Regions from separate parts of the Mus musculus genome. Here region 1 is linked to region 2. Evidence: chromatin loops called from intact Hi-C (ENCODE). Cell type or tissue: gastrocnemius. All regions are shown on one strand. Links, peaks and the distances in the headings refer to the core of each region. The heading gives the core; the rest is flanking DNA.

What was found. Hi-C counts contacts between places; a loop is a spot of excess contacts. Peaks named below come from ENCODE experiments on the same cell type or tissue, not always from the same donor. Only the 100,000 strongest peaks of a DNase experiment are listed, where the experiment ranks them.
Region 1: a loop joins it to region 2, with 7 times the contacts of the local background. A loop is called at or near these places in 2 of 42 quality-filtered maps.

What each region holds. Positions count from the first base shown.
Region 1 is chr1:136,853,984-136,869,659 of GRCm38, forward strand. All of the region lies in intron 8 of Nr5a2 (nuclear receptor subfamily 5, group A, member 2), which reads right to left. Among named protein-coding and RNA genes, the nearest start is that of Nr5a2, 99 kb to the right of the region's middle. In gastrocnemius, for the core only: a CTCF peak has its summit at 12,918 (motif pointing left); no DNase peak of the experiment used is centred there.
Region 2 is chr1:136,547,786-136,563,461 of GRCm38, forward strand. It overlaps a transcript of Kif14 not described here. Among named protein-coding and RNA genes, the nearest start is that of Zfp281, 69 kb to the right of the region's middle. In gastrocnemius, for the core only: CTCF peaks have their summits at 8,289 (motif pointing left) and 9,053 (motif pointing left); no DNase peak of the experiment used is centred there; H3K4me3 peaks cover 556 bases; H3K27ac peaks cover 613 bases.

The DNA of each region.
Region 1 (15,676 bases), core at 5,095-13,094, 310 kb after region 2:
CTGACTGAATATTTTGAACCAAGAAACAAAATTTAAAAGGGGCATTTTACTTCATATTGTGTGTGAAACAGACTTAACGTTCGATAAAATGCATGGGCGCCAGCATTTCTCATGTGAGCCTCAGAATTGCAGCTGCCTTGGCTGCTTGGGAGCCACAACCCCCGTGTGTCCTTTCATAGAGAACATTGTCCCTATGGACTAGGAGACAGCCACATTCATAGCCATGCCACACCTCCATTCTTACAGTGACATCCTGAAACAGTTTTGAGCTACACATTTGCATTTGATTTCCATTCGGGAACTTTGGTGGCTTTTTGCAAAGTTTTCTTATTTTCCTAGAATAAGATATGAGGTTCCGTTTGTTCAGGTGGCGAGTCAGGACTATGAATAAACCAACGCTATCATATGAAAGAGAATTAAACAGGCAGATCCAAGTGGGGATATATTAAGCCAAATTTAAGCTCCAGTTGTGGAGTTTAGCCTGTACTAGATGTCTGGTTTGCCTCGGGGATAAATTCAGCTTCCCAGATAATCGAATGAGGGAAACCGCCTCAGGTATGATGAAATTTACAAGAGAGTGCTGCTGCACAGTTCTTGTTAAAAAATATTAGCTTAAAGGCATTCTTATCGTCTTTGGGATGAAGAGCGTATTTGCATTTAATTATCTGACTTCAAACTTTTATGAACTTGGATCAAATATTAGCTCAGCCAATTAAAATATTATTTTGGCTACGTGTGGCTATCAGCCCAATTCCGTTCAGCTTCCTAGCTTCGGTAGTGCTTTGCAAGCAAGATCAACTTTCAGGTTGTGTCTAGGAAGGAGGAGAGGCAACGTTTGAGAGTATGGCATATGCTAGACAAGGTGCTACACTGAGAATAAATAGTAGATTTTAACATTTCTCTATGTTATAACAAGTCTGGAAGACAAAAGATGGAGTCTTCTAGATCCTTCTACCCATATAATCAATACTCCTTCATAATTCAGCATCTTACAGAAATCCCTTCCTTTGAAACACAGGTCTGTCTACAGGATGCCCTGCAATTTGGATTGCCAGGAGCCACTGCTGTCTCTGCCTCCCACACAAGGCTGCTCAAAGCCTGAACTGCATCGTTGCTCTCAGAGGAGAGGAAGGGAGACCATTTCAGGCAGAAACTATGCAAGGATGATGGGAAGGGAGGAAGAAGCCACAGGGGAAAAAAAAGAGGGTTCCATGAATCCAAAGAGTCTCAGGAGAATTGTTTGAAAAGTCCTTTTAAATGGCAATGGTGGAAGAATGCGCTCCACATGGTGCAAACCAGGTGATGGCTTTGTGCAACTCATGAGCTGGGTCTCACTGCCAGGTGTTGACTGTGTCAAAAAGAAATGTCCTGCTCAGTGAGATGCCAGAAGGACAGATTCTGTCTCCACTGTGTACCACAGACCCCTGGGTGATGTACTTCTGTGTCAACATCTTCAAAATGGTTTGTCTTCCGAGGTACCTTGGAGAGTGTGGTTGTTTCTGAGAGAAGGAGAACCACACTTCCTGTCCCCTTTTCGCATCAATTGAAACGGGAAAACCTAGATACACTTGCTATTGAAAAGAATACTTCTCGCCGGGCGTGGTGGCGCACAACTTTAATCCCAACACTTGGGAGGCAGAGGCAGGCAGATTTCAGAGTTTGAGACCAGCCTGGTCTACAAAGTGAGTTCTAGGACAGCCAGGGCTATACAGAGAAGCCTTGTCTTGAAAAACCAAGAGAGAGAGAGAGAGAGAGAGAGAGAGAGAGAAGAAAGCTGCTTCTTCAAACAGCAGGATGGTCTAATGAGTTTGTAAGGGCTCACCGGTTAAGGTTGACCAATCTGATCCCTACTATTTTAAATAACAGGTTTCAGTTTTACTTTGTTGGGAAGTTCTGGGTTCTGAAGATCCTACTTGGGAGAAATAAATTCAACTTTAACCAGCAGAATTGGAAACATCAGGGAATTAAGAGACTTATTGTGTCTGCTTTTGCCTAGGCATTTTATACAATATTGCCTTTCTGGGAATTAAATAATGTTGTTGTTTTAATTACTGCCAAAGCCTTTCCATTTATTTTATAACAAATATTTATATTTCCTCACAACCCTGCTCTTATTGTTTCTTAGAAAGAGACAACACAGTTAATTAGTGATAGCATCAGGAGGAGACTTGGGCATTTTAATGTTGCAGTCAGTTCTCTATACTCTCCTTTATATTTTTTTGTTACAGGTTTATTCCTTTTTTTTTTTTAATGTGCATGAATGTTTTGCTTGTGTGCATGTCTGTGCGCCATGTGTATGCAATGCTCACAGGGCCCAGAAGGGGGCGTCTGATACCCTGATACTGAAACTACAGGTTTGTGAATTGCCATATGGGTGCAAGGAGCCAATCCCCTGCCCTCTTGCTTAACAATTACATTAGTTAGCACTCTGAAGGCACTTAGTGCCCAGTACCCAGAAAGCGCTGGTTTGAGGTTACAGAACTGATGGTTTCCAATATTTATAGTATACATTTATAATTTAAGTGTGCATTCAACTTTTGGGCGCCAAGTTGAAAAGTTCTGTTCTAGCAGAGCTTGCTGTACTGGGGACGCTCTCCTCCCACTTCCTCTAAAGAGTAGTACCCGGCGATCCGTACAGTTCCGTAGTGGAAGGCCTGTGAGAACCGCCATTATCATTATACATGCATCCAGGGTTTCATTAGTTTGTGAAGCTAAGATAAAGCTGCCTTTTAAGACTCAGATGCACGTTTTACCTGTTATTATATCATTTCCCTTAGCTTATTAAAATTCAGCTCAGTATGACAGAGGTTGAAAACAAGAAAAAAAAAAAAAAAACATTACCCAGAAAACCAATACTTAGCTTGAATTACTTTGGCTTGAAGAATTAAGATAGGGTCTTTGGGGGTGGGCTGCTAAAAGAAGAGGGAGAAAAAAAACAAACAAACAAAAAACAACTGCTATAGGTGGAACAACATTATGAACTAACCAGTACCCCGGAGCTCTTGACTCTAGCTGCATATATATCAAAAGATGGCCTAGTCGGCCATCACTGGAAAGAGAGGCCCATTGGACTTGCAAACTTTATATGCCCCAGTACAGGGGAACACCAGGGCCAAAAAGGGGGAGTGGGTGGGCAGGGGAGTGGGGGTGGGTGGATATGGGGGACTTTTGGTATAGCATTGGAAATGTAAATGAGTTAAATACCTAATAAAAAATGGAAAAAAAAAAAAAGCTAGCAAAAAAAAAAAAAAAAAAAAAGAAGAGCTAGGAAATAAAGACAGGATCGGCCCCCCCAAAAAAAAAAACAACTGGTTACCTAACAAGATCGTTAAATCCAAATACTTATCTAGGTTTTGGACATAACTGAAATTAATAATTCATTCATTTGCTCATGGATTTGTATTTCTCTGTGAAAGACAGAAAATCTATATCGGCAATCTGTTCTGTATTTGTGTAATCATAGAGTGGAGATCTAACGGGCAGGGGAATTGGGCTGAGAACGACTGTACTGGGGCTGGTCTCCTGACCAGGAAGAGATCCTCGTCTATGATCTTAGAAGTATAACCAGATTTTGCTAAGACAGTGATCATAATATCATAATATATCCGATTATGCTGTTTAAAAAACTGCTTTTACGGCTCAGTATTCTCATCTTTTAAAAACAACACAACAACAACAAAAAAAGTCACTAATGACTGCAAGCTTAAGACAATACCTGGCTCAAAAGACAACATTAATTATTCTGTCTCCCTGGGGTGCTGACTGTATTGAACAACTGTCTCCATTAGCCCACCCAGGTCTTGCCTAGGAAATCTTACAGCCTTGAAAAGCTGGGAAACTTTAGCAGCCCACCTTCTTTCAGACACTAGCCCCAAAGGAAGTGTTTCATTACTGAGCCTCTCTGACCTTTCCACTGGCCTTCCACGAGGGGAGGACACGGGTCCCCAGACACTCACTCAGCTCAGGCTGCCACTGTGGATTCACAACTGTCTCATGGGAACTCAGGCTTAAGGGATAAGACAGCCCAAAGACTCTCCCCATGAGTTTCATGGGGGAATCGCCAACGACATGCACGTGTAGCCAAGAACACATCTATTTCAGACCAAATGTGTGTGCAAAGCCATGGCAGAAAGAGTGTGAGCATGTACACAATCGCCTGGCAGTTGTGCCGAAACATTTTCAATTTAAGTGATGGAAAGTTTTGTGCTCACAATTCATTCACTAATTTTTAATTCAGCAATGGGTATTTAACACCTCTTGGTGTTAGCACTATCTGATTCAATGCTTAAGACAATATTATTCTCCTTTCTAACATTGGTTAATTTAATGACAGAGCTGCATCTAGAACCCTGAGCCACTACATTCTAAGCTCCATTCTCTGTGCCCTATCGCTACCTTGCTCTGTGTTGCCAGTTTTCGGTGTGAATGGAGATGACATGGTAGGTCTTGAGGTGCACATCCTACTCCCAATGCCCTGCCACTTCTTAGTCCCAGAGTTAGATTCCCTAGCCCTTCTGGAACCCAGATTACACCCCTCCTTGGGTAGGGGTGCCTGAGGAGCCCCAAAGAGGGTGTCAGATTTCCTGGAGTTGGAGCTGCAGGCAGTACTGAGCTGCTGTGGGCACATTAAAGAGCTGGCAAGATGAAGCATCTTTTAACACTCCTGAAAGAGCCGGAAAAGCTCATAGTCAACATACTGAGGACACATTGCATCATAAACATCCACTGCTTCCTAATCACCTGCCTGTGCTGGTCATCAGCAAGAAGTTCTCAAATGTCTAGGCCCCTAGTGATGAGACTACTGCTGCCTTCTTCCTGTGGCAGTGAGCCTTTCTCCTTGTAGGGTGAGGATCAGTGACGGTTAGTGATTACATCAGTCAATAGAACACAGCTACAGGTTACTGCTCAGGCTGCAGGCAGGTTTTGCCTGCAGGGCTAGACACAGTCAGAAGAGGGTGCATGGCACAGACCTGACCCTAACCCAAAGGTGTCAAGTGTGAGCAGTGAGTGGGAAGTCCAAAACAGGAAATAACACCAGCTGTGGGGCTGGCCAGAGACTTCCACACAAGCACACCGAAGGGTGTCAGCACATCAGAGATGAAGCTGAAGGGGATCGGCACTGAAGATCTGGGAGTCGCTTCTGGACACTGAGGCCCAAAACTTAAAAGAACATTTGTGAGACAGGAAAAGACTCGAGGTCATTTCTTAGATAGTTTACTAATATTACATTAAGAATTTGACTAGATCACAGAATAACATTTATGTGGATAAAACTAGAGAAATGTTGACCTGATCCATATTTTCCCTAATTGGGAAGAAAATTCAAATCTTATGTGACTACTTAAAGAAACCATAAGCACAGCCGTCTTTGCTTAATGTGCATGCTTGGTCAGCTACAAACCTACCTACCTTTCTTCCTTTCTTTCTAAATTCACTCATTCATCATTGCTCAAGTCTTAATATTCTGCATAAGATATCCTTCCGTGATCTGTGTTTAAAACTTGCTAACCCTACTTCATGTGTGTGTGTGTGTGTGTGTGTGTGTGTGTGTGTGTGTGTGACCAGCAGCATCTCTGTCAGGGAGCCAGGTGGGTGGGTGGCACAGCTGCTGTCATTCTGGATTTCCCCAGAGTGTGACCCCGTGGCACTCAGAGCAGCCAGCCTGGAAAGCCCCTGCTGTCTCTAACACCCTGCTTCTTTCCTGCTGGAGTCTGCGCCCTCTGACCTTGGGCACGGAACTGGGTGAAGCCAGAGCAAACACTCTCCAAATGGCTGTGGAAAGCTCTCTCCCTTTCCTGGCTGAGGCCTGGGGCTGTAGTTTTACTAGAAGCCTAGGTGCTATCTAGGGGAATTATGAGGCACAGAGTCATCAAGCATCTGAATGGTGCTCACAACTCTCTGACTGTAGTTAGGAGGTGCATATTAAAAGCATGTTTGTTAAGGTGGGGGGAGGGGATTGCTGGAGAGATGGCTCAGAGATGTGTTTGTGGTGTGGATGTAGTTTTCCCCAGCATCCACACCAAGTAGCTCAAGGCTACCTGCAGCTCCAATTTCAGGGAGTCTGATACCTTCTTTTGGCATACATGGGAACTGACACATATGACATGCATACACCCACAAACATAGATAATGTTTAAAAAAAAAAAACAGTTTAAGCTACTAGACTAATGGTAGGCCAGGTGGGAGTGGGGAGTGGCAAGCTGATGTAATCCTAAAGGGAAAAAAGTAGAAGTGTGAGTGTGTGTGTGTGTGTGTACACGTGTACATACACTCATAGAAGATAGAGTGTTAATGGTCAAGTACTTGCCGAGTGTTGTGAGACTATAGGTTCCAGGTCCAGCACTGGGAAGGGATGGGACAATTTAACCTTGTTGATGTCACTATTGCTTAACTAACTTCAGTAATGAAGAGCTTCCTCCCAGAATTGGGTGCAGAAGAAGGGTTGGAGAGCGCATTACTGGCTTCCTAGGATCCTCAGTTATGACCACTGTGGGCCAGCATAAGGAATCTTTGCACAATTCCTGCAGAATACCAAGCACTCAGTGCAGAGCCATGGCACTGTCAGAATGTCAAAGGGAGATGCAAGAGCTGCTTGGTAATTCTGGTTGTTTGACACACAGACACACAGACACAGACACAGAGGAGGGGCAATGGGGTGGGGGGAGGGAGAGGGAAGGAGCACTCCCTGGGAGTTGGGAAGACTATGATAAAGAAAGCAGGCTCTCTGAGCAGTCCATTGCTGGCATATTCCTCTCACCCCCTCAAGACAAAACAAACAGAGTGAAATCAAACCGTTTGTTTAGATTCATCAATATTTCAAAATGGCCCTTTGGGGGAGACTGATCTAGTCCTCCAGGTCTAAGTTTATACATTAGGTTTTATATCATTAAATGCTGTTTTTCTTAAGATTCTTTTCTGTTGTTTTGTTTTTCTGAGACAGGGTTTCTCCTCTCTGTAGCCCTGTAAATTCTCAAGGTGAAAATAAACTGGGGTTCAAAATTGGATGGTAACCATGACTGATGAAAGTCGCTCACATGGACTGGTACTCTAAGGAAGTGATGGGTGATTCCTGCAAACTTACAGGCTTGGATGCAGACTTTATGGGTTTCATGATTCCACATGGATCAGAACCCAGACTCCTTAGAATTGCTTTGCTTGTCTCCGGTGAGTGTGGCCCAAATGAAAGGCTGACACTCTGGAGAACGCTAGGGCCTTTGCCAGCCCCCAGAGGACCTGCACGTGTGCTTTACTCTCAGGCTGCCTTGATTTACATGCGCTATCTGGGAGTTAAATAGGATCCAAAAACAATAAACATTTTGTTGTGTTTAAGTCCCATATCCTTTTCTTTTTCCCACAATCATTCTCAAAGAGAATGAAAGTCTTCGGTTAAGACTTGGGCAACTCAGAGTCCTCTGAGGCCTGCCCAGTACTTGCCTGGGTGTTGAGCACGTTAACAGCCAACTGTCACTATGCTAGTACTGATTCCTGCTGCCTGGATGGCCTGAGAAAATGACAGAACAGAACACATGGCAGCTGATATTTATGCTCATTTTGGAATGCTTGTTCTCCTTTGATAAAAGGCTTAAACATAAATATCACATGCGTGAGAGAGACGCCCATATTTACAAATTCTGAATGCCTACAATTCTCTAAGTTGATCTTTCTCATTCAATCTGTAAGGTAGCGCTCTACCTTCTTCTACTGGTGAGTATCTAACAAGGTCCGCTCTTGATGCGTGGGGCTCTTGACTTGATGTACACAGTAATGAAAGCTAGCTATTGATTTTTCTGTAGCTGCTTGTAACTATTATAGTTGATACATCAATAGGAAAGGAAAGCACAATGATTCACAGGAGGCAGAAAATCACAGAATACATGGTGCCCTGACAGTAAATCACGGCATAATCCTAAGAACTGATAGATGGTTCCTGCTAACTCGAAACCCGGGGCTTTCTCTGAAAAGACCGTCCTATTATCGCCCAATACTTCCTACCAGACTGACTGTCCAGAATGGCGCAAAAGGACGCAAGACAATGTTTCATCTGACAAAGCTTTCTCTTTTCCTCGGGGTGGGTGGGGCGGGCTGAGTGGGAATTTGCCGGCTGGTGAGCAGTTACGGGGCCATTTTCCCTTCTCAGTTCCTAGAACAGAGATGCTGTAGACTAATTCCTCCAAGAAAGCTTCCAGGCTAATTTCTGAGAACAGCCTACAATATTGAGAACAAGCAAGAAAACAAACAAACAGAGCTTTGGTTCGTCTCTAAATGCTCAAGGGAGGTGGATGAAACAGATTTCAGAACAGAAAAGATGTACACTCTCAGCTTCTGCCTTATAAAAAAGGTACCAAGTACTGCGAAGTGCTTGGAGACGGGGCAGGGGGCATGCTTGGGGCATGAGGAAGGCCTATGTTTTCTGACAGTCTCTAAATTGGTGAGAGCTTGTGATCCTCTCCCCTACTGCCCAGGAACCAAATCTATATGTCGCCATTCACATATACGCGGCTTAATGTTAAAGCATCCAGCCCTATGTGGTGGCTTTAGTGGTTAAGCCGTCGTCTTACTTGCATCTTGTAACCAGTCCGTTAATTACTAGAGCTCTGAGCATTGCCTGAAGCTTCCCCATCACCTGTATTAATTATTTAACAAGGCGTCATATTTTTAAGTGGTGTTGATAACCATCTGAGATGCTTGACTGTGATAGCAAGGAGCATTAAATATGGATGACGCTCACTGGAGTCGGAAGAGTTGCCTGTCTCTACACCAGGTTGATGCTGTAAAAACAAAGCAGGGGTGGTCTCCCCATTAACTCCTCTATGGACAGTCCGGAGGTTTGTTTCCTCTGGCAGGCACCCGACAAGGGAGGCAGAAGAGGGGTTGGAGGTTTCAAGTTAGCCTTGATTGGTTTCATCACCAGTCTGAATGAAAAAGGGGTGAGTGAGGAGGTAGGGGTGGGAGGAAGAGGGGGGTGGGAAGGTAGAGAGGAGGACTGGAGAGGAGAGCATAGGATGGCGATGTATCTTTCAAACTCTTTGTTGTGGCTTCTACTCAATCCCCATTATTTATCAACCTGCCCATTCACTTACCATCTACGGGCAGTGTGGACCCCTACTATGTGCTTATTTTGCACTATGGACTTCAAACAAGTGACAGAGACGTTCATAGAATAACTTTGATAAAGTCATCCTTACATGGTGCTCAATGGGGAAGGGTTGGCGGGAGGGGTTGCTTCAAGGAAGTCAAGCAGATGTCCGTAAAGAACCAACATGTAGGCCCTAAGTGATGGCCAGGAGCTTACAATAAGGAAATGCAGGCTGAGGCTCCACAGGCACAGCCACCATCAGTACCGAGCCACCATATAGTATGATGCTGTGGCTTTGCTGAGAGTTGCCAGGCTGCTGCACGCAGGGCTCTCTCTTTCCTCCTTGACTCTGGTGCGTGTTAAGTGTGAACACACAGATATGACAGACACCAGCTGTTGGGTGCTTTCAGATAGCCACCAGCCGGTGTCTGACGGACACTCTTCTTTGGCACAAGCACAATGGAAAGAGAGTCTGTACATATCTATCTATATCTCTCTATATAGAGATATATGTACACACACATTTCATCTAATAAGAGCCCTATGACAGTCAGGTGCTAACCACTGATCTTCGGGACAACATGGGAAGTGGTGGGGAAGAAGCCCTGGGTACCCCATCCATGGCTGCATCTGACCCTGTTCTTCCATAATTCCTCCTGACCTGGTCTGGAAATACACAGTACTAGCGTAGCGAGAGACAAGGTGATAAAGGAGGAAAGGATAGAAAATAACCAGAGATCAATGTCAGAATTACTCACTGATGTATACAAAGGGAAGGGCATTCACAAGGAGGTAATCTTAACAAACCAGGTTGTTTTTTGTATTTGAGCAGGGTCCCACCATTTAACCCAGGAAGACCTGGAGCCCAGAATCATCCCAACTCAGCCTTCTGAGCTGTGGCATCCCAGCGCCACCAGGGCCACTATGCTGGACTTATGCTGAAAACAAAAACAAAAACCCCTCCCCTTTCAGCTTGCAATTTATAGAACCCCTCTCGCCCTCCCTGAGCATATTCACACATTCTCTACTCAACAATAAACTCTCTCTCTCTCTCTCTCTCTCTCTCTCTCTCTCATATTCATAGTTTCTTTTTGTTTGCTCGAACATGACTATTAGCTACTTAGTTACCCAATTTTGTTTTTGTCATCAATCAAATCCATATTTAATTGGATATTGGACATCTACTGAATATTCAATAGCTGCTTTACTGACTAGTTACTATGGTTTTGAAAAATAAAAACTTTTGTGTTATACATCCATTATAAGCTTGTTTTAGAACAAGCAATTATCTGTACATGTGTGTCTGTCTGTCTGTCTGTCTGTGATGGTGTGCATATAAATATAGGCACCCTGGAGGCCAGAGGCAGGCAGCAGATGTGTTGCTGGGGTTACAGATGATGTGAGCTGTGCAATGTGGGTGCTAGATAGAACTCAGGCCCCCAGCAAGAATGTCAGATCCTCTTAACCACCGAGCCATCTCTCTGCCCTCAAGAGATTCTCAAAATTTCCAAAGACTAGAGACTTGTTGACTAAATTTTGAGATCCAGCCCAGCTGGCCCTCTAGCCTAGAAACTAAGGACACCATAGACAATGACCAGGAGAGTGGCCACCCTTGTGATTTGAACATAGTATCATCTAAAATTTACTTCCAACTTAATTTTATTTTATGTTTAATGTCCACAAATACCCTTTCTTGTTAGTTGAGAAGAATTTTAAACATGCCTTAGGTTGCCTGAGAAAGGACCAGCGGTAGAGAATGACGCTTGGTTTGACTGGTACCTGTGGATGGCTTTTGTGCAAGCTATTAAAAAAAAAAAATCACACCTATGAAAAACAGCTCTGTAACCGCCTCCTCAGCCAGACTCCGACGGCGGCCACAGCTAAGGAACCAGGGCAGCAGGCTTCGATGCTGTTCTGCTTGGGAGTGTTAAAGACAGGTCAGTTCCCTTAAGAGAATATTTATAAACCAATGCAAAACACAGATAGCTTACTGGCTGTGGATGTAGCATAGCAATTGCATGTTTTACCTGGTATGCACGAGGCCTTTGCCTGGACTCTACCAGTGTGTGTGTGTTTGTATATGCTAAAATTGTATGAATCTCTTAGCTAACAAACACATAGTAAATTTGTTAATACTTAATATAATCTAGTGTCTTGCATGTAGTCTTTCATATTTAGGTGGGTAGGTGTGTGTGTGTGTGCGTGCGTGTACATGCCATGTGGAAGTCAGAGAACAACTTATAAGAATTTTTCTCCCCATCATGTGCGTCTCGGGGTTTGAACTTATGTCATCAGGCTTGGTAGCAAGCATCATCACTAGGTGATGCCAGCTCAGTTACTCCAATAATTTTTTTATAAGTAAACTACAGTTAGATTTGGAAATGAATCTCTGGTAACAATAGAAAATTTATTTTATTTATTACTATTGTTGTTGTTTATCTAGTACAACTCTCCTATAAATTTATCTCTTTTGAAGGTGAAGACTCTTGGGTGCCTAATGTTTGAACAAAGAGCAAAGAAGCCATCCCTGCTGCAGTGTGAGACTAGTTCTTCCAGATGCCTTTGCTATCTGAAACAGCGAAGCTCTCAGAAGCTACAGTGAGAACTTATGTGGACCCCCTATTTTTCAGAAGCATCTGAAAATTCACTCTTTCTGTATACTCTTGGTTTATGTGTCAGAATACAAGGTTAAGATATTCCTGTAACTTAGTATACAGGAAAGTGGACCATCGGCTTTAGGCTCCCTGGAGACGCTCCTGAAATAAGGACACCATACACTGCATATTCTGGTTTAGTTCTGGGCACTACTAACAAAACCTTTCCCCTTTAGTTGATTCAGGGGAACAACATTTAGGAGTAACTGTTAGGACATCGAATGGTGGAGAGTTCTTGGCAGATCATTTATATTCAGATTTCTGGGCTCTACCCATTGACACGTTGCCTATTTCGTGGCCCCAGGCAAAGCTCCAGGAATCGGGGCTTCTCATGAAACCTGGGAAGGCCAGCATGGGCAGCTCCTGGACAATGGTCTGAGGTACTATCACGCTAGCTGTGGCAAAAGGAACTTCTCAGGGCCTGGGCATAGGAAAAGGTGTGGTGTGTCTAGAAGACAGAACAGAAACCAACTGCACGACTTGGCAGAAGTTCCTCGGATTGTTGGGTTGGGTAGGTGTGCTGAGAAGAGAGCAGAGCAGCCTCTCTGTGAGTTTGGAAAGACAAACTGGAGTCAGTTTCACAGATCGAATAGGAAGATGGCTCACCGTTGGGGTGGGAAATGGCATGGCATAGAGCTGACAGAGGCCTGTAAGAACACAAATCATCTGTCCTCCAAGAGAATGTGAGTTCAGCTCCTGGTGGCTTTGAATCACATACAAATCCAGGTGCATGGGGAGCCTAAGGCTATCCTCCACGGGTACTGCATTCAGATGCACAGACTCCCAAAAGACACACACGGTTAAAAAAAAAAAAAACATGTAGAACTATTATTCAATAACAGTAAGCCTACCACAAAAATGCATTAAAATGATCAGAATGATGGAAGTGAATAAAACCTGACACTTGACAAACATACTGTATTACACAAGCCAAACTTCCAAAAATTAACTAAATAGCACATTACAAAAGGAGTCTCTGTGACATGTGGCTCATAATTTACATTCCGGAAATGAAAGCATGGCCAAACTGATATTTGCTTAGAAATTGAAAGCCCACTGCTTGAGAAACCACAAATTTTTAAAGGCCCAAGAGCAGAATAGAGATATGAGATATTTGGAGGTGAATACGGGCCCACGAGAAAGGGCCACTCGGGCTCTGGCAAAGACGCTTGTGGGAGTGGCGCCCCCTAGAGTTCTGAAAGGTAACAAGCATGCCCTTCTAGACTCCCTGACCGCCATTGTCTCTGCAGTTAACAATTATAGTTGTGCCAAGAGGCAACTTTCAAACCCCAATTCTTTCCATAAAAATATAACAGATCAAGAAGTGTTCAACTCAAGAATCTATCTAGAGTGCGAATAAATTAATAAAGAAGGGGATCTACTGAAATTGAAGGCAAAAAATAGCTGCATATCTTCAAAGTCAATGTATTTTCTTTGCTTTCTATACAAACAAAAACCATACTAATTTCTGAGAGTTCATAATTATTCTTATAAGAGGTACAAATATATTACATTGTTGACCAGATGTGAAAATATTTGTACCTCTTATGAAAATATGATGGTTTATGTTCTAGGCTTCTGTCAGCTCTTGTGAAAATAAGTTTTGCACTGTTTTAACTCCAAACTAAACTACAGAAAAGCGATTTCAGGTATCAAGGGAATCAGGTGGCCAATTATACATTAATTCACTTAAAAATATTCAGTGTAGAAGATGTCAAGAAAAGGCACTGCAGTGTAAAAACAAACTATATAGGAAGTCGCTAGAAAAGTGTGGCCAACAGATGTCTGTGGAGAAGTGACACAGCTTCCCCGAAGGCTGTCAACGAAATCCTGCCCACTGAAGAGAAACCACCCTCACAAACGACAGAATTTCAGGTCCGTGAAGTAAATCACGTTCCCCAAATCAATTCCTAAACACAAAGCAATTTCAACCAAAATCCCACCTTAGCTGTCTGTGGAAGAATAGCCCAAACCTGCAACTTCTGTGGGACGGGGAAAGCCAATGATTGAGACCAATTAGCCAGTCTTCAAGATTCATTCTAAGGAGCTGGGCACACTGGTGCACACTTTAAATCACAGCACAGAGGAACTAGAACCAGATGGGTCTCTGGGAGCTTGAGTCCAGCCTGGACTACAGAGTGAGATCTGGACAGCTAAAGCTAGATAGAGAGAAACAGAAAGGTTCCTGTAAGAAGGATGAAAACACATGGAACTTTGCTTTGAAATTACCAAAGGGGGCAGTGACATAAGATATAAAATTCAGAAAGAGATCCATATGCATGTACAAACACACACACACAAACACACACAAACACACACACACACACACACTCTCTTTGAATATATAAAAGATACAGCATTAAAATAAGAAAGTATTTTATTTATAAGTAGCATTGGAACAATTAACTACCTATAAAAGAAAAATAAAATCTCATGCACCATACACACACACACACACACACACACACACAAAACACTAGTCTGAATATTGTAATAATCTAAATATGAAAATATACATCTTCATTTTGATGTAGTGTTCCTATCTGTCCAAAGTAAACTATAGAAAATCCATTCCAAATGATTGGTAAATGCTTCTTTTCCTCAAAAACTACTTAGCTTTGCGGTTATTGACTAATTGGAAGATATCACGGGAAAGGATTGTACTGTAATAAACACAACAGCACAGACATACACCCACACAGACACCTTAAAGGCTGAGGGTTCCCTAAAGAAAAAACCAACAGCAAGAATCACACAGGAAAATATGACTATGGCTACTTCCGTGAAAGAGACAGAATTCACCCCTCCAGTTACCCTTAGAGAAAAGGGAAGGACCCTGTGAGTGAGAAAAGCATATATTCCCAATGGGCTAATGACGTGAGCCGAGAGTTCAGAAAAACAGGAGAAGGGTGTTCCAAGCCACTGATAATCACAAGTACAAATTCTAAATGACAACTTACACTAATTAATGAAATAACTAAGAGTGTTGATTTTTGATTAGAGGTAATGGGGCCTCTTGTTTACTCTGCATTATAATATGGCCAAGCTGAATAGGAGAATATTTTTAAAATTTCTATAGAAATGAAAATAATTTCCTGATAACATAGTAGAATAAGATATGTAGAGGACTGGTTTGTAAATAGCCATGAACTGGAGAAAGAATCACCCAATGGTGGTGTTCGCCGTGTAGTGAACGAATGTGAGAGGTAGCAATATGGGGGGGGGGGGGCAGGTTTCCCTAGGATTCCAAAGATTCTCAAACAGAAATCTGGAAAATACACCCTGGGGCAATGAGAGCAAAGCAAGATGTTTTTAAATGCTAAAGGCAGTCTTCTTTTGTAAGAGAAGAATAAGCTGCTGCAGCTACCTCATTGAGAGAGGAATTTCCTTGAAGTTATAATTAGAAACGATACTGTTACAGTATCCAGGGGCCCCAGGTCCACTGATATGCACGGCTCTGGACCGGCGCCAGCACATATGGGTATTCCATCTATCTCGGAATTCTTTGTAGCCAACAACAACAGCTTATTTTCTCTTAATTTTAGGAGAAATTGCTAATTACTAAAACTCTTTCCTGGCTTTCTTTTTATTTTCCGGTTCTTCAAGTTTTTGATCCCAGACTCTGACCACTGACCCTTCTGCTCATCATAAAGGTTTGTCGAGATAGGAGCGGGAGACAGGTGGCCAGCATAAAACATCCTTACCCTGTTAGCTACAGTGTGTCTGACTTTGCAGTGATCAAACTGGCAAGTCCATTCTCCAGACTGGGAAACAGAGAGCAAGTGTCTGAAAGCTGCCGAGCTTTGGACGGGCTGCAGCCGAGTAAGGAAGGGTAAAGGCAAGTAGCTGGCCTGTACTCAGCTTCTGAGGGTCTAGAAAGATTTGATTCCCTCCAGGCTCCTGACTGGTCTACTTTAGATTGAATTACCATCGTTGTAACTGACAA
Region 2 (15,676 bases), core at 3,642-11,641:
TCCTAAATATTATTTCCATGGGTAGCATAAATCATCTTCCACAAGCGCACCATCACCTATTGAACCACTCTTCCTGTGTCAGAAATTCTCACAACCACAAACAATGCAGCAGCATTTTGTTATAAAACTCATATCTCCAGCAAGCCTCGAGGTATATGCTCATGAAGGAGAGCATAGACTCTCCATGGGTGTGCGATCTATAAAGGCACCGTATATGCACTGACTATACCCCTAGCCCTCGCATATGGACGTACACAGCCCTGACAGCCTCACTGACATACAACTCTTATTTCTGTAAAGTTCTGGATCATGTGGTGGGTGGAAAGTGCATCTTGAAACACTGGTTTCATTCAGTGTTTCCAGGACTACTGAAGTCACATTGTTCCGTGCTTTAATGGTTTGTAATTTGTTTGCTTGTTTGCTTGCTTGCTTTTTGACACAGTTTCTCTGTGTTTCTGACGCTGGTCTAGAACACCATTCAGCATAGGCTAGTTGGTGCTTGTAATCCTCCTGCTTCAGTTTCCTCCAGGCTGGGAGTATAAGCATGGACCGACATGCTCTGCTTTATCCTTTTGTTTTGTTGTAAAGAAATTGTGCTTTTTGCACATTTCTCAATTAAGGTGTTAGTGAGCGTCTGGCTTGGCTACTTAGTTTGGCTTTTATTTCAGTTCATTGTTTAGAATTTAAATTTTTTTTACATGTATTTAGTGTGTGTGTGTGTGCCTATGTGTGTCTGTTGTGTGTGTGAGTGAGTTTCAGTGCACACATTTGCACGGAGATCAAACTCAGGCCACCGGACTTGTAGGGTTAGCTTCTTTACCCATGGAACCATCTTGCCAGCCTATGTTGCATGGTTTTATGAGGATATTAAATATTTGTTATTTCTAGCCCAAATACTATGCCATTTTCTGGGTTACTTTTTTATTTTGTTTGCTCATTTTTGAAATACAGTAATTTAAAATTTTATGAAGTCAAATTTAATTGATATCTTATTCTGTTCTTTTCATGCATCAAATTTTTAGCTAGAAAACTCCATCCCCTCACTCAGAGCATATAGTCACCCAGGCTGGCCACCAACTTACTATGTAGCTGGGGACAGCCTTGAACTCTGATCCTTCTGCCCCCCAAGAGCACCAATACCCAGTTTTTGCTGAATTTTAAAAAAATATTACTGTATTTGAGTTTCATGAACCCATGCACTAAGGCGATAAGGCACCGTTCAGTAAGTTCTTCTGTCTCTCTCTGGTACATTGGTTATTCTAATTGAACATGAGAAAGGCCCTAAATGGCCCTGCCAGAGAACAGAGGGAAATTAGAAGCAGATACTCACTCTGTTGCGTGACATGTACTGGGCATTATCTATTTTGCTGTCAGAACGACTAGAAAATGAAAGAACAGTAAAAGCTTTAAAACCGGAGAGTTAGACAGGCAGTTTAAAAATGGAAGCTATGTGCTTGCCCATGTGCGTGGACAATGTGGAAGTAGCTTTCATTGGAAATGCATTGCCCACATGCAGGGGAATGGCAGGATGGGTTTCCTTAGTAACCTTGCCTGCTCTCTGTGTCAGGAGTATGAAGCTCGAAAGGGCCTAGGCTCGGCCACCTTCCTTCTGCGCCCCCTCCCCATGTGGGTGTGTCACTCAGCTGAGACAGGATCAGATGTCAGGGATCTTAAAAATGGATTTTTGGGTTGCAGATCCCTTTAGCTCCTTGGGTACTTTCTCTAGCTCCTCCATTGGGGTCCCTGTGTTCCATCCATTACAGCTGACTATAAGCATCCACTTCTGTGTTTGCTAGGCCCCTGCATAGCCTCACAAGAGACAGCTATATCAGGGTCCTTTCAGCAAAATCGTGCTAGTGTATGCAATGGTGTCAGCATTTGGAGGCTGATTATGGGATGGATCTCCGGGTATGGCAGTCTCTAGATGGTCCATCAGTAACCCCTGGAGCTCTTGACTCTAGCTGCATATGTATCAGAAGATGACCTAGTAGGCCATCAGTGGAAAGAGAGGCCCATTGGTCTTGCAAACTTTATATGCCTCAGTACAGGGGAAGTGGCCAGGGCCAAGAAGTGGGAGGGGGTGGGTAGGGGAGTGGGGGGGGGTAATGGGGGACTTCTGGGATAGCATTGGAAATGTAAATGAAGAAAATACCTAATTTTAAAAAAATGGATTTTGGAGAATAAACATTATTTCATGGAACATGCTCTTATAGGCATCTGTGGGGAACCTAAACAAACAAGCAAACAAACCCCAAAACCTCCTCTTCTTGCTTTATAAAGAGTGCCCAACGTGGGCTGCTAAAATACCTCAGCTGGTAAAGGCACTTGCTCTCAAGCCTCACAGCCTGAGCTCCACCCCCAAGACCCTCGGAGTGGAAGGAGAGAACCAACTTCCAAAAGTTGTCTGTCTTCTGACCTTCAACAGTGAACTGTGGTGTGTGTGCCTCCCCCCTACCCCATAAATAAATGTAAATAAATATTGTCTAATACAGCATGAGCCAATCGTAAAAGTGAGTCTAGCACTCTTTATTCCACTATATGGCGCTTTTCTTTACAGAGAAAGTAATATTTATTATCTCAAAAAGACTACTTTTGAGGGTTATTAGACTGAGCGGGCAGACTGCTGCCACAGATGACCTTTGCATCAAGTGACTCAATACAGTAAGCTCCCATTTCTCCTGTGTGTCGCAGCCAAGGGTGGATCAATGCAGGGCGACTCTGCCTCGAGTGGCCATGTGGGGACCCACTGTGCTCCCCCAAAGAGTCCACCTCCCCTTAGGTTCCTGTAGTTCTCTCATGACAGATGAGAAAAGGGACACCCTCCCCCCTTCTCAACAGAAACATTTTTATGCAACCTTCACTATCCTGGGATATAAAATAGATGAAGCAAACATATTGAAAATAAACCATACATTTTTACATATAATTTTACCATTTAAGAAGACATAGTATGTCTTCAGTATTACTTGTTGTTACTGCGAAACACTGACATCACACACCGTGTGCTTTCTTCTCAAATCACTTCTATTGTTAACCAATTAAATGGCTGGATTTTCTTTGCCTATCACTCATTCTAATATTAATATAGTAATACTAACGTATCAGTCAAAATATTTTATAGTTTTGTCATGATCCGCTTGTATGTTTCATACGTGGGGAAGAGGACCACTCATCTGTGGGTCTGGAAGAGGCCGCGGGTATAGTCAGCTGTTGAAAGGAAGGCCCCAGGTCGCTGCTAAATGAAACCTGCTTGTGAGAAAGGAAATGTTCCGATCCTCTGCGATGCTCACATCGGACACTAGATGGCACTGTCTCATAGGCAGATGGCGGCCCACTCTGCCTTTCTAATGGACTTTCAACTCCTAAGTGTAGATCCACAGGAAAATGGAAGGAGCATTATGAAACATATTCTTTCTGTTCTGAATAATGTCGAGAGGAAATATCCCTAAACATTCTTAAAATGGTTTCCATTTTTTACTACCTGAAGGCCAACACACTAGTTATGCTTTCTGAGCCCGGAGTGTCTACACTGCTTGCCTGCACACGTTGGTGTCGAAGCAGCTGATGGCTCTCCCTTTCCCTGTGTGTGTTGGTGGGGAGACTCGACAAGACATGCATTCAGAGACGCTGAAAGCTAATGCTTGTCTCTGACAGCTATCCCAGGGAATAGAGGAATGTTTCTCTCTCTCTCTCTCTCTCTCTCTCTCTCTCTCTCTCTCTCTCTCATGCATGTGGGTGATAATGTTCCCTCAAGGGAAACTGGCCAGAACTAAGAAGTCACAGAGGCTGCCAGGCTCTGAGATACCGGTGTGGGTCAGGTGTGGCTCAGATGGACTTGGGTGGTCCTCACCCAGCCTGGCTCAGCCTTCTGGTTTTGATCCTTAGCTTGTAGGTGAGGAGAATAGAGGCGAAGAAGAGCTGAAGTCCTTTGCACAAAGTCCAAGCGTAAACAATAGATTTAGGATTTTAAGGCAGGTTTGTTCATTCATTTAGTATTTCCCATGACCCTCCAGGTGTCAAAAGCTCTTAAACAGGGTCTCAAAGGCCTTGAATTTGTTATGTCTCACCCAGCCTTAAGCTCACTGGTTTTAGACTTCCAGCCCCCTTCATGCTGGGATTACAAAGGGATGTTCCCATGCCATCTATAAGTTCACCCTGAAGTCATGCTTTGTTGTTGTTGTTGTTGTTTTGTTTGTTTGTTTAGTGTTTTGGGGTGTTGTTGTTGTTTTTGTTTTTTGTTTTTGTTTTTGTTTTTTTGGAGACAAGGTTTCTCTGTATACTCCTGGCTGTTCTGGAACTCTGTAGATCTGGCTGGCCTCAAATTCAGAGATCCACCTGCCTCTGCCTCTGCCTCTGCCTCTGCCTCTGCCTCTGCCTCTGCCTCTGCCTCTGCCTCTGCCTCTGCCTCTGCCTCTGCCTCTGCCTCTGCCTCTGCCTCTGCCTCTGCCTCTGCCTCTGCCTCTGCCTCTGCCTCTGCCTCTGCCTCTGCCTCTGCCTCTGCCCCCCCCAGTGCTGAGATTAAAAGTGAACTCCACCCAACTTGAAGTCAAGTTTTAAAATTTGCTTTGAAAACATTTGTCATAAGCCAGCTGTAGGGACAGTGTAACTTCAGGGTGTCTTCTGAACTCCGTGGATATAGCATATCACGTTTCCCTGGTTAGCTGATTACCATGGGGGCCTAGACTGAACCGAATTAGCACGGTGGTGGCGATAAATGTTTTGTTCACCATTTTCAACAGGGTCTGACTGAGCAAGTAGGCGCTCGAGACCAGTTTGTCAGACAAAGAATCAGAGTGATCACAGTATAAAATAAAGATAAAGATGAAAATAGACATGTTCTACTTCCCTCTGATTTGTTCTTGTATTTGTAGGAAGTCAAGATGAGAAGTTATTTTATCATATTTTTACTATTTTAAAAAGCAATTAAAACAACTCAGAAAATTTACATTTGAAATCAAGATCGGTGAGGGGGCAGAGCTCCTATCCTGAAATAGCTGCTGTTCCTAGGGGATTCAGCACACAGTGGCAGAGAGATGGTCACCGCAAGCCTTCAAGCAGGTGAAATAAAAACTCTGCTTCCCAGCACGCAGAGGAGAGATTGGCCTTGAAGGTTAGGCCTGGGAAGGAGGACAGGCAGGTGTGGGTGGTGATGGATGGTGCATCTGCTCTCTGCCACCCCCAGAGGCCCGATCCCCATCTTTGTCTCTGCAGAAGCGAGCTTGGTACGCCCAGCACCTACCTTCTCCAGCAAGTCCCCACTTCTAACTTTTGCACTAAATCTCAACCTTTAATAAGAAGCAGCTCTTGGTATCAGCAATAGTTCTGGATCCTCCTCTGCCCGCTGTCAGGTTTGTGGGTTTTATTTTTGTGTGTGTAATTGGAAAATTCCCTCGTGGGACTGGGGAGGAACATTAATGTCACTATAGAGATGGGCTCTTGGTCCAACCTATAGGATTGGGCAAGCTTCCGAAAGTGAAGCCCATCAAAGAGGTGAGGGTCAGCTGGGCAATTTCCAGCGTCATTTTGGTGGGACTTTGGTCTTTGTTCTGTGCTATTAGGGGAGGGTAACTGCCTGGGCACGATGAGGCCTCAGCCAGCAACTGGAAGCATAAAACACATTTATGACCCCTGCAGTGGCAGAGCCTGTGGCTGCCTGTGAGATCCAGGACCAGGACTGGTTTGGCCTTATTTGAGAGGCATTTCTACAACTCCTAAAGTCCCGTCAGGGATGTCCCTCCTCCTACATCTTACCTCTCTCTCGTCCCATTATCTTCTCCAAAGATGGGGGAAAGATTATTCGGATTATATTCAAAATATACACGCACGCACGCGCACATGCGCGCACCCAAGCACCCTCGTCTTATCTCTGATCCGGAACCATTATTTTGTTGGAAAGTGTAATGGAAGGTTTTTATTTCTCACTATAATAATCTTGTGATTGAATGTTGGCCTGGTGGAAGCTTTGCTGACACAGTTCAAAGGTAGGAAAGATTTGCATGTGAGGCAGATCTTTCAGCTAATATCAAGGAGGCTCGCTGGTTCTCCCTGCCTGCTCTTCTACCCCGCGGACCCACATTTTAGGAAGCGTGCCCTTCGGTGGCGAAGACTTCCAGTGTCACCTGTGGAGAGAATGCACTCAGTGGGACTCACTCCATGCCCTCTCCTGCGCTTTTATGTCTAAATTTCCAAAATGTTTGGGCTCATATTTAATAGACCTGTGTTTGTATAAATCAATGCCTATAAACCGTTCACTTGAGAGCAGGGAGCTGGTCGTTTTTATGACACAAAAGACAGTAAAAGCAGCCCGACACAGGGCAGCCTCAAGTTTTGTGACTGGGCTATTAAGTTCTTGTTAGCTCCGTCTTGTCCTGACCCTACCGCAAGCACATCTTTTGGGGCTTGTAATTGCTCTAGGAAGAACTGTGCCAGAAGATGAGCCAGCTCCACTCCCACAATAGCACAACAAGGAAGCAGCAGATAAAAACCAAAGCAAAACCGCCCAACTCTCGAGTATGCTTGGGGTTTGAGAAATCACTTCACTGTGACTCCCTGTCAGGGCAAGAACGGGATGTGAAGTATGAAACAGGTTAAATCTGTCACACCCAAATTGGCCTTTGGATACCTGTATGTATGTATGTATGTATGTATGTATGTATGTGTGTGTGTATATATATATATATTTTTAAAAGATTTATTTATTTTATGTATGAGTGCTCTATCTGCATGTATACCTGCCAGAAGAGGGAATTAGATCCCTTTACAGATGGTTGTGAGCTGTGGTTGCTAGGAATTAAACACAGGTCCTCTGGAAGAGCAGCCAGTGCTCATAACTACTGAGTCATCTCTATAGCCCTCAATTTATCTTTTAATAGTTATTTGTGTCTATGTTGCCCCCCTTCCTTTCTCCCTCTTTCCCTCTCTCCTCTCTATTTTGGTTTTGGTTTTTCAAGATAGAGTTTCTCTGTATATCCCTGGCTGTTCTGGAACTCACTCTGTAGACCAAGCTGATCTCTCAATTTCATAAAGATCCGCCTGCCTCTGCCTTAAAGAGTGCCGGGATTAAATATGTCTGCCACCAGCAGCCAGCTTGGACTGGCTTAATGCATTCTTCTAGAGCAGGATTTGGGTGGGGGAGGGACAGTAACAATGGCCTGCTCACAAACCTAGCCACTGTTTAGTTGGGTTTTTTTTTTCTTTTGTTTTGTTTTTGTATGTATGATTTATTTTATGTATCGTGTGTGGGGTTGTGGAAGTCAGAGGACAACTTTTGGGAATCAGCCCCTCCTTCCACTCAAGTTGCCCACGTTGGCGGCAAGTGCCTTTACCTGGTGAGCCCTATCTCACTCAGCCCGCTATAGTTTCTGGTGGTTGAAAAAATATCAGTCTGGACTCAGTGGTCATGCCTTGATCCCAGCACTCGGGAGGTAAACATAGTTCATAGGTCTCTGTGAACTCAAGGCCAGGCAGGTCTACGTGGTGAGTACCAAGCCAGCCAGAACTACACAGTGAGACTGTCTCAAGAAAGACAGAAAAAAGCTGGGCTGTGGTGGCTCATGCCTTTAATCCCAGCACTTGGGAGGCAGAGGCAGGTGGATTTCTGAGTTCGAGGCCAGCCTGGTGTACAGAGTGAGTTCCAGGACAGCCAGGACTACACAGAGAAACCCTGTCTCGAGAAACCAAAAAAAAAAAAAAAAAAAAAAGACAGAAAAAAAGTCAATAGAATGGGGTTTCATGAAATTCAATATTGAACATCCATCAATAAAACCTTATTAGAACACAGCTGTGCCCATTCACGTGTCTCCACAGGACCGCCTTTCTGCCCTGATGACCAAGGTGAGAGTTTGCTGCAGAGTACAAAGCTTTGCGCAGCCTGAAGTCGTCACTACCTGGCCCTTTAAGAACAAGCTGGTAGATCTTGCTTCCGAAAAGCAAAACTGCCTCTTCATTTACAAATTCAACTCTCAGAAGCAGTTCCTGGGCGGCTTGGCAGTCCTGTCATCCTCTGTGAGTGCTCCTTTCAGAAGCGTTGGCCTTGGAAGAATGCCGTTCAGGGAACACAAACTCTTCACTTAAATAAAACAAAACAACAAAAAATCCTACCCACCATACCTGGTTATGTTCTGTAATTACCAGTGGACCTTTAAAAACTCTCAGTGGCTAAGTCTTATCTTGTGTCTACTCCGTCAGGTTTCTGACAGCCAGGGCTTGGCTGCTTCTTGACATTCCCAGGGGGTTGTGCACGGGATCAGGGTTGACCACCACTGTGAAACCTACGCCCGGGGTGCTCCCTCTGCTGTTTAGAATTAATATTTTAATCACTCTGGCCATTTCCAGTGGCAATTCGATTCCCTTCCACAGTGTTTGTGGGATGCCTATAAAATGCTAATTGTGCTGGAAACTCTGTGTCAAGAGAAAGGAATGTGCCTCTAGTCTGAGCTCAACAGCAGCCCTTCGAGGACTGAGTGCCTCCCTTCTCCCAGGCAGACAGCATCTACGTCTTCATTTTGGGACTGCTGCAAGATGCAGGATTTGTGTGTAGATACATGGAACCCAAAAGGGTATTAATAAAACGGTACGAGCTTTTGCGCTATCCCGTAGGTGTTTGGCAAACAGCTGCATTTCTACAAACTGAGAATGAGTTTGGAGAAATGGACAACCTGTAAGCCAGAAGCAGAACTAAGGAAGGATAAAGCCACAGACAGACCTTCCCATAGTCCCCTTCAGTGCCTTCAGAGTCTGTCCTGTTTCCACAGGCTGAGGTCAGTGTAGTACTGCACCATACACCATAAGGGGTATGGAAAGACAAGAAAAAACTCTCTCTCTCTCTCTCTCTCTCTCTCTCTCTCTCTCTCTCTCTTCACACACACACACACACACACACACACACACACACCATTCAGAAAACAACATCCAAAAAAAACCCACTGACTTGGGGCTGGAGAGATGGCTCAGTGGTTAAGAGCATTGGCTGCTCTTCCAGGGGTCCTGAGTTCAATTCCCAGCAACCACATGGTGGCTCACAACCATCTGTAATGGGATCTGGTGCCCTCTTCTGGCCTGCAGGAATACTTGCAGGCAGAATGCTGTATAATAAATAAATCTTAAAAACAAGACAAACAAAACAACCACCAACAAGACTAAAAGCCAAGGTGAGAGATGAGGTCAGAAGGTCTCTGAGTCCATCACGGGGATTTTTATCCCTGTGCTTGCTTTAAAAGCAAGGGATGGCTTTCGTGCCATCAAAATGGAGAACAGACCAAGTCCTCTGCAGGTTTTCTCTGTTCCTGTAATGGCTCAAAACGATGCCGGTGTATGATCACTTGATTTCCCACCTACGACCCATCAGCGGCTGCACTCGTGAAAAATGTATATAAACCAAGCAATAACCTTCCACCATCTTGAGGATGGATTTTGTCAAAATATGTACAGATTTTTTTAGACTATACCTCTACTTATTTATAGCGTACATTATGGTATACATTTATAGTGTACATATGGTTCAGTGGGTAAAAAATGACGACTTGAGGGGCTGGTGAGATGGCTCAGTGGGTAAGAGCACCCGACTGCTCTTCTGAAGGTCCAGAGTTCAAATCCCAGCAACCACATGGTGGCTCACAACCATCCGTAACAAGATCTGACTCCCTCTTCTGGTGTGTCTGAAGACAGCTACAGTGTACTTACATATAATAATAAATAAAAATTAAAAAAAAAAAAAAATGACGACTTGAGTTTGAATTCGTAACTCGAATGTAAATGCTAAGTAAATGTAGGAGCTTGCACGAAGGGAAGCCAGGAAGATGAGGGGCGGGGCCTCACGGCCAGTTAGTCTAGCCAATCAGTGAGCTCCAGGGTTAGTGAGACGTCCCCCACCCCCGAGGGGGGGAACACGTGATGTGGCTGAGCGGATGGCTCATCAGTTAGTGCATGTTCTGTTCCTCTAGAGGACCAGAGTTCAGCTCTCGGCACCTGCAGAAGGGTCTCACTACTGTCTGTAACTTTAGCTCAAGGGGGATTCGATGCCTCTGGCCTTCCTGGGCATCTGCATTCCTGTGCACAAACCCACACTGAGGCATCCACATAATTAAAAGTGATTTTTAAAACATTAAAAAAAAAAAAAAAAAAAAAGGAGTGTGGTAGAAGACACCCTGTATGTATTGACATCTGACCTCTACAGCATTACAGCAACACGGTCCTCGGTCTTCACCTCTTTTTGTTTGCTTGTTTGTTTTGTTTTGTTTTTACAGAGCTGAGGACAGAACCCAGGGCCTTGCTTGCACTTGCTAGGCAAGCACTCTACCACTGAGCTAAATCCCCAACCCGCACAGTCCTCATCTCAATGTTTCCTGAATAGGATGTTAAATTGTCAGCAATATTCTACAGTTTTGTAGAGGGTCGTTTCGCAGGGAGATGAGTCTGTAAATCTGTAAATCAGCAGAGTTGTTGCTGTCATCTTGCCTCAGTGGTACAGACTCAAGTGCTAGACTGGAAGGAGCACAGGACAAGAGGCTCAAAGCTGCTGGCTGTATCCTTACCTCCCGAGCACTTCCTTCTTTCTCACTAAGCTGACTTCAGGGTGAAGAACAGGGCGTGGGTAGTTCGTTTACATGGGAATATGTCATGTAAAAATCACCCGTTGGAGACTCCCGTACCTAAGCACAAGCTCAAGACTTTTGTCAAATTGTGTAATTTGGGTTCTAAAATATACTACAAAATGTCATCTAGGGCTGGTGAGATGGCTCAGTGGGTAAGAGCACCCGACTGTTCTTCCAAAGGTCCAGAGTTCAAATCCCAGCAACCACATGGTGGCTCACAGCCATCTGTAACAAGATCTGACTCCCTCTTCTGGAGTGTCTGAAGACAGCTACAGTGTACTTACATATAAAAAATAAATAAATCTAAAAAAAAAAAATAAATAAAAAATAAAAAAAAAAAAAACAAAATGTCATCTATACATAAAAATAATCCGACTAATAAAAATGACTTTAAATGACAATGTTCCATAGGGTATTTTTAAGGGCAAATTAATTGATTTTGATTCTACACACACACACACACACACACACACACACACACACACTCACCATGAACTCTTTCTTCTAGCATCTTCCTGCTTGGGCTATTGCCTAGTGCATCTTATGTTGGATGCTGTCTCTATGGCAGCTGCAGAATCATCTCATTCCTTTGCCAGCTGTACGACGTAAGTGTGGTCTGATGTGGTCGGCAATGAGCTTCAGAGCTACAGATTTTATTTATTTATTTTTTTTTTCTTTTAAGCATGGGAAAATTCTTTCATTTCCCCACTGTGGTCAAGTTTGGCTCACCAAAAAAATAAGGAACAAACAGTAGCAAGAGAGCTCATCGAAATGGCGATTGAAACAGTGGAGGATTTATATGTGATCGGGGATAAAGGAAGGTTTGCCAACATGGGGTCCTTTTCTTAAATTTCTGCTCCCATTACTTATATAGATTTAATAAAGTGAATTCTGCAAGAAATGAGAAGCAATGCCCTTCTCAGGACACTGTTTCAAAGGAGAATCCAAATCTGCAGTGGATTGAGGCTAGCTGGACCCTACTGGTATGTAACTGATGGGGGGAAAGCTGGAGTGGGGGGGTTGTGTGGGGGGGAAGCAGATCGGGTCACCCTCTTCTCCCAGCTGTCTCAGCTGTGCCTGTTCACTCAGCCCTCCACGCTCCCAGGCAGCCTTCAAAGCACCTCCTTGCTTGTGGAATTTCTGTAAATTATTTGCTTAGAAGCTGAGATGCTACAGAAGCAACTGGCTCAGCTGCGGCTGCTCGTATTTGTTGTGACTCGGTGTATTACATTAGCAATCCCCTTCTTCAAGAGTAGAGAAGGTAGTGTACCCTTAAAGGAAGAGCCAGCAAGCTGGCTGAGGTGCAAAGGCAGTGTTTTCTTTGTATGGGATGTTGTTCATGCTTTCTTTTTATAAAGCAGGAGTCCAATGGGTAAGCAAGCTGTTGGGTTCCAAGGAGTGAGCATCCACTGCCACCATGAATCCTCATTCCCATGAGATGCTTCTGTGTCTGCATCCACCTCCACCACGAATCTCCATTCCCACATGAAGTCAGACACTTCCGTCTCCTTCCACACTGACAAGCACGGGGTTTTAGTGGCGCTAGCTCTCTTTTGACAATTTCAACTTTCCTACTGCCTCCAAGTAGGAATTGGCTGTGATTGGCTGGGGCCCAGGTTGGGGGAGGGGTCGGGGAAGCTGAGCAAGCCATGAGCAGAGCTTCAAGCTTCCCTCCATGCGCAATGTGCACTGGGTTCAAGGGTATGAAAGGTGCCAGGAGTTTATGGCTTGTTTGTCCTACTGGCTGCGCACCATCACTTACGCATGTTGACGGTAGCAAACAGAGGTTCACAGATAAAGGACAATCTAGTCCGACCACAGTGTTTCCACTTTATTCATTCAGCTATGCGTTTAAGATTTTTTTTTTTTTTAAAGATTTATTTATTGATTATATGCAAGTACACTGTAGCTGTCCTCAGACACTCCAGAAGAGAGATCTTGTTACGGATGGTTGTGAGCCACCATGTGGCTGCTGGGATTTGAACTCCTGACCTTCGGAAGAGCAGTCGGGTGCTCTTACCCACTGAGCCATCTCACCAGCCCAAGATTTTTTTTTTTTAATGTGTATTGGTGATGCCTACACTTATGCCTGTGCACCATGTTCATGCACTGCCCACAAAGGCCAGAAAGAGAAGACATTAGATCCCCTGAATAGCAGTCAGTACTCTTAACCACTGAGCCATCTCTCTAGCCTCTTAATACTTTTTAAAAATTCTCTCTCTCTCTCTCTCTCTCTCTCTCTGTGTGTGTGTGTGTGTGTGTGTACTATTTGTGTGTTTGAGTGCAGGACACACAAATGCCAGAGGTCAAAGCATAGCTTAGCCTGTCAGTCCTTACTTTCTGCCTTGCTTGAGACAAAGTTTCTCTTCTGTGTTTCAGCACTGAGTACCACCTTGGAGCTGGCCAGAGACCTTGCAGGGATTATTCTGTCTCTCACTGCACTAGGATTACAGATGTTACCACACCTGGCTTCATGTGGGTACTGGGGAATTTGAATCCTGGTCCTCACGCTTACAGAACCAGTGCCTTACCCACAGCGCCATCTTCCCAGCCCTACGGTGTATATTAAAAGGAGGTGGTGTGTGTGTGTGTGTGTGTGTTTGTGTGTGTTTGTGTGTGTGTGTGTTTGTGTGTTTGTGTGTGTTTGTGTGTGTGTGTGTGTGTGTTTGTGTGTGTGTGTGTGTGTGTGTTTGTGTGTGTGTTTGTGTGTGTGTGTTTGTGTGTGTGTGTGTGTGTGTGTTTGTGTGTGTGTGTTTGTGTGTGTGTTTGTGTGTGTGTGTTTGTGTGTGTGTGTGTGTGTGTGTGTGTGTGTGTGAATATGGCCTTTGAGGTCTCTTCTGGCTCTTCCACTCTGAATCTGTGACCCCAAAACATTACAACTGGTTTTGCGTTTTGCATTTTGCATTTGTGTCTCGGAGATGTTTTCCAAGGCTGTGCCATCCTGAGAAAGTGAGTTCTACCTCTGAGGTCAGAAGCAAAATGGAGATACCGACCATTGTCATACTGCATCTACATATGTCTTTTATTTGTTCATGAGACAAAGTCTCCATCTGTAGGCCAGACTGGCCTCAGACTCCTGATTCTCTTGCCTCGGGTCTGGGATGTTGGGATGTTAATGCACTGACGAGTTTAACTTTCTAAATTCTTTCTTTCTTGTTTTGTTTTAAGACTGTGTCTCGCTAGGCAGTAGTGGCACACTCCTTTAATCCCAGCACTTGGGAGGCAGAGGCAGACGGATTTCTGAGTTAGAGGCCAGCCTGGTCTACAGAGTGAGTTCCAGGACAGCCAAGGCTATACAGAGAAACCATGTCTCGAAAAACAAAACAAGATAAAACAAAACAAGAGACTGGGACTCACTAGGTAGCTCTTGCTGTGCCAGAGTCTACTATGTAGACCAAGCTGGCTTAGAACTCACTGAAATCCACCTGCCTCTGCCTCCGGAGTGCCGGGTTTAAAGGAATTCGCCACTATGCCCAGCTTCTAAATACTTTCTTAAACAGTGATTTCCTGCCTGCCTGCTGCCTCCCTTGAGGATCACAGTCCTTGAGGTCCAAGGCCTGTACAAGCTTAGGAAGCTCCGTGCGCCCGAGCTACAGCCGCACCCCATTATAAGTAGTTTCTAAGTAAATAGCGCAGTGAATAAACTTGTGTGTGGATTATGTTCACACTTATAGCAGGGTCGGAGAGATAAGCAAGGCAGCAAAAGGAAAAAGGAATGACAAGAATGTATAAAGAAATCCTGGGCAGCTCAGTTGCCTCTGACCGTCTCTCAGACCTCCCCATTATCTCGAGGCTGTTCTACAAAGAGCTAGCAGCTTGTTTCTGTTTCCTCAGTGGCACTGGGAGACCCACAACCCCACACTCCCTCCCGAAAACAAGACTTCAGAAATATAGGTTGCGTGGAAGAAAGCTAATTTTTAAATATACTTCTTTTCTCTCTCTCTCTCTCTCTCTCTCTCTCTCTCTCTCTCTCTCTCTCTCTACTTTTAAACACGGCATGGAAGCATTTCTCTTTGTTTTTTAAACACAGAGTGCATATTTCTGAGAGCCACAGAGGAGCTTTGGTCTTCCGCGCCTACTATTTATTTATCTTGCCATTATCCAGCATGTCCGCAGTGTCTCCTAATGCCTTGTGTCACACAAAAGCAAGCATGGTCACATTACATTAATGATGGGGCTGAGATCGTATAACTCACTGACGAGAATTCTATGCCCCTTTTGCTACAGAAAACATGACCCTAAATCCAGCCAGCTTTGGGAGAAAAGGCCCCACAATTACGATACAGCAACAAAGCTCATGTTATATACAATTTGATTGTTTCAATGCTCTCTGCCCGGCCGCTCTCTTTTACCTACTGTTTATATGTGGTGGGAAGAAGTCAAGTGGGAAATCTACCTTTTGGTATTTTAGGCAAAATGCTCACTTTCCCAGCGTGTTCCGCAGGATAAAACTAAATATGGTAGAATCCTCTTATAATCCAGCTATTTGAAGTCAGGACTAAACCCACCTGTAGCTGTAATCACAAACCTTTTCCATATGTCTCCGTGGTCCCCAAATGAGGTGAGTGTCAATGTCATTTAAACACGGAGCGAGTCACTCTAACGCCACATGGTTTGTTTTTACAGATATGCAACAAACACTAACTATAGCGACGAAGCCACCCTCTCTTTGCGTTGTTACCCAAAGGACTGGGCAGAGGTTTTCAGTAAAATCAACCACAGGATTCCCACTCCGTTAGCCAGGGTGGACCTGAGGTCTGCCTCACAGGTAGGGCCTCTGATGGGCACTCTTGTCCTTCTGGAGAGGGTGTCTGGGTTGTAGTTAGGAGGCTAGAGAGAGCTCCCCACCCCAGTCCCATTTGTCAGCAGCCTTTGTTCTTTACGGCAAGTGTTTGGAGGCAAGTGTTGACGCTTATTAATCTGTTTCTCGTCTTACAAATGAGCTTACGCGTGATTAGTGCTGAAGCCTCGTCCCAACAGCCCTCCCTCCGCGCCTTCTCCGTGGCAGGATGAGATCGGAACACTGAGCAGGGCTGTTTGGACTTGTTATTCTTTGCAATTACCTTCATTAAGTGAAAGCATGT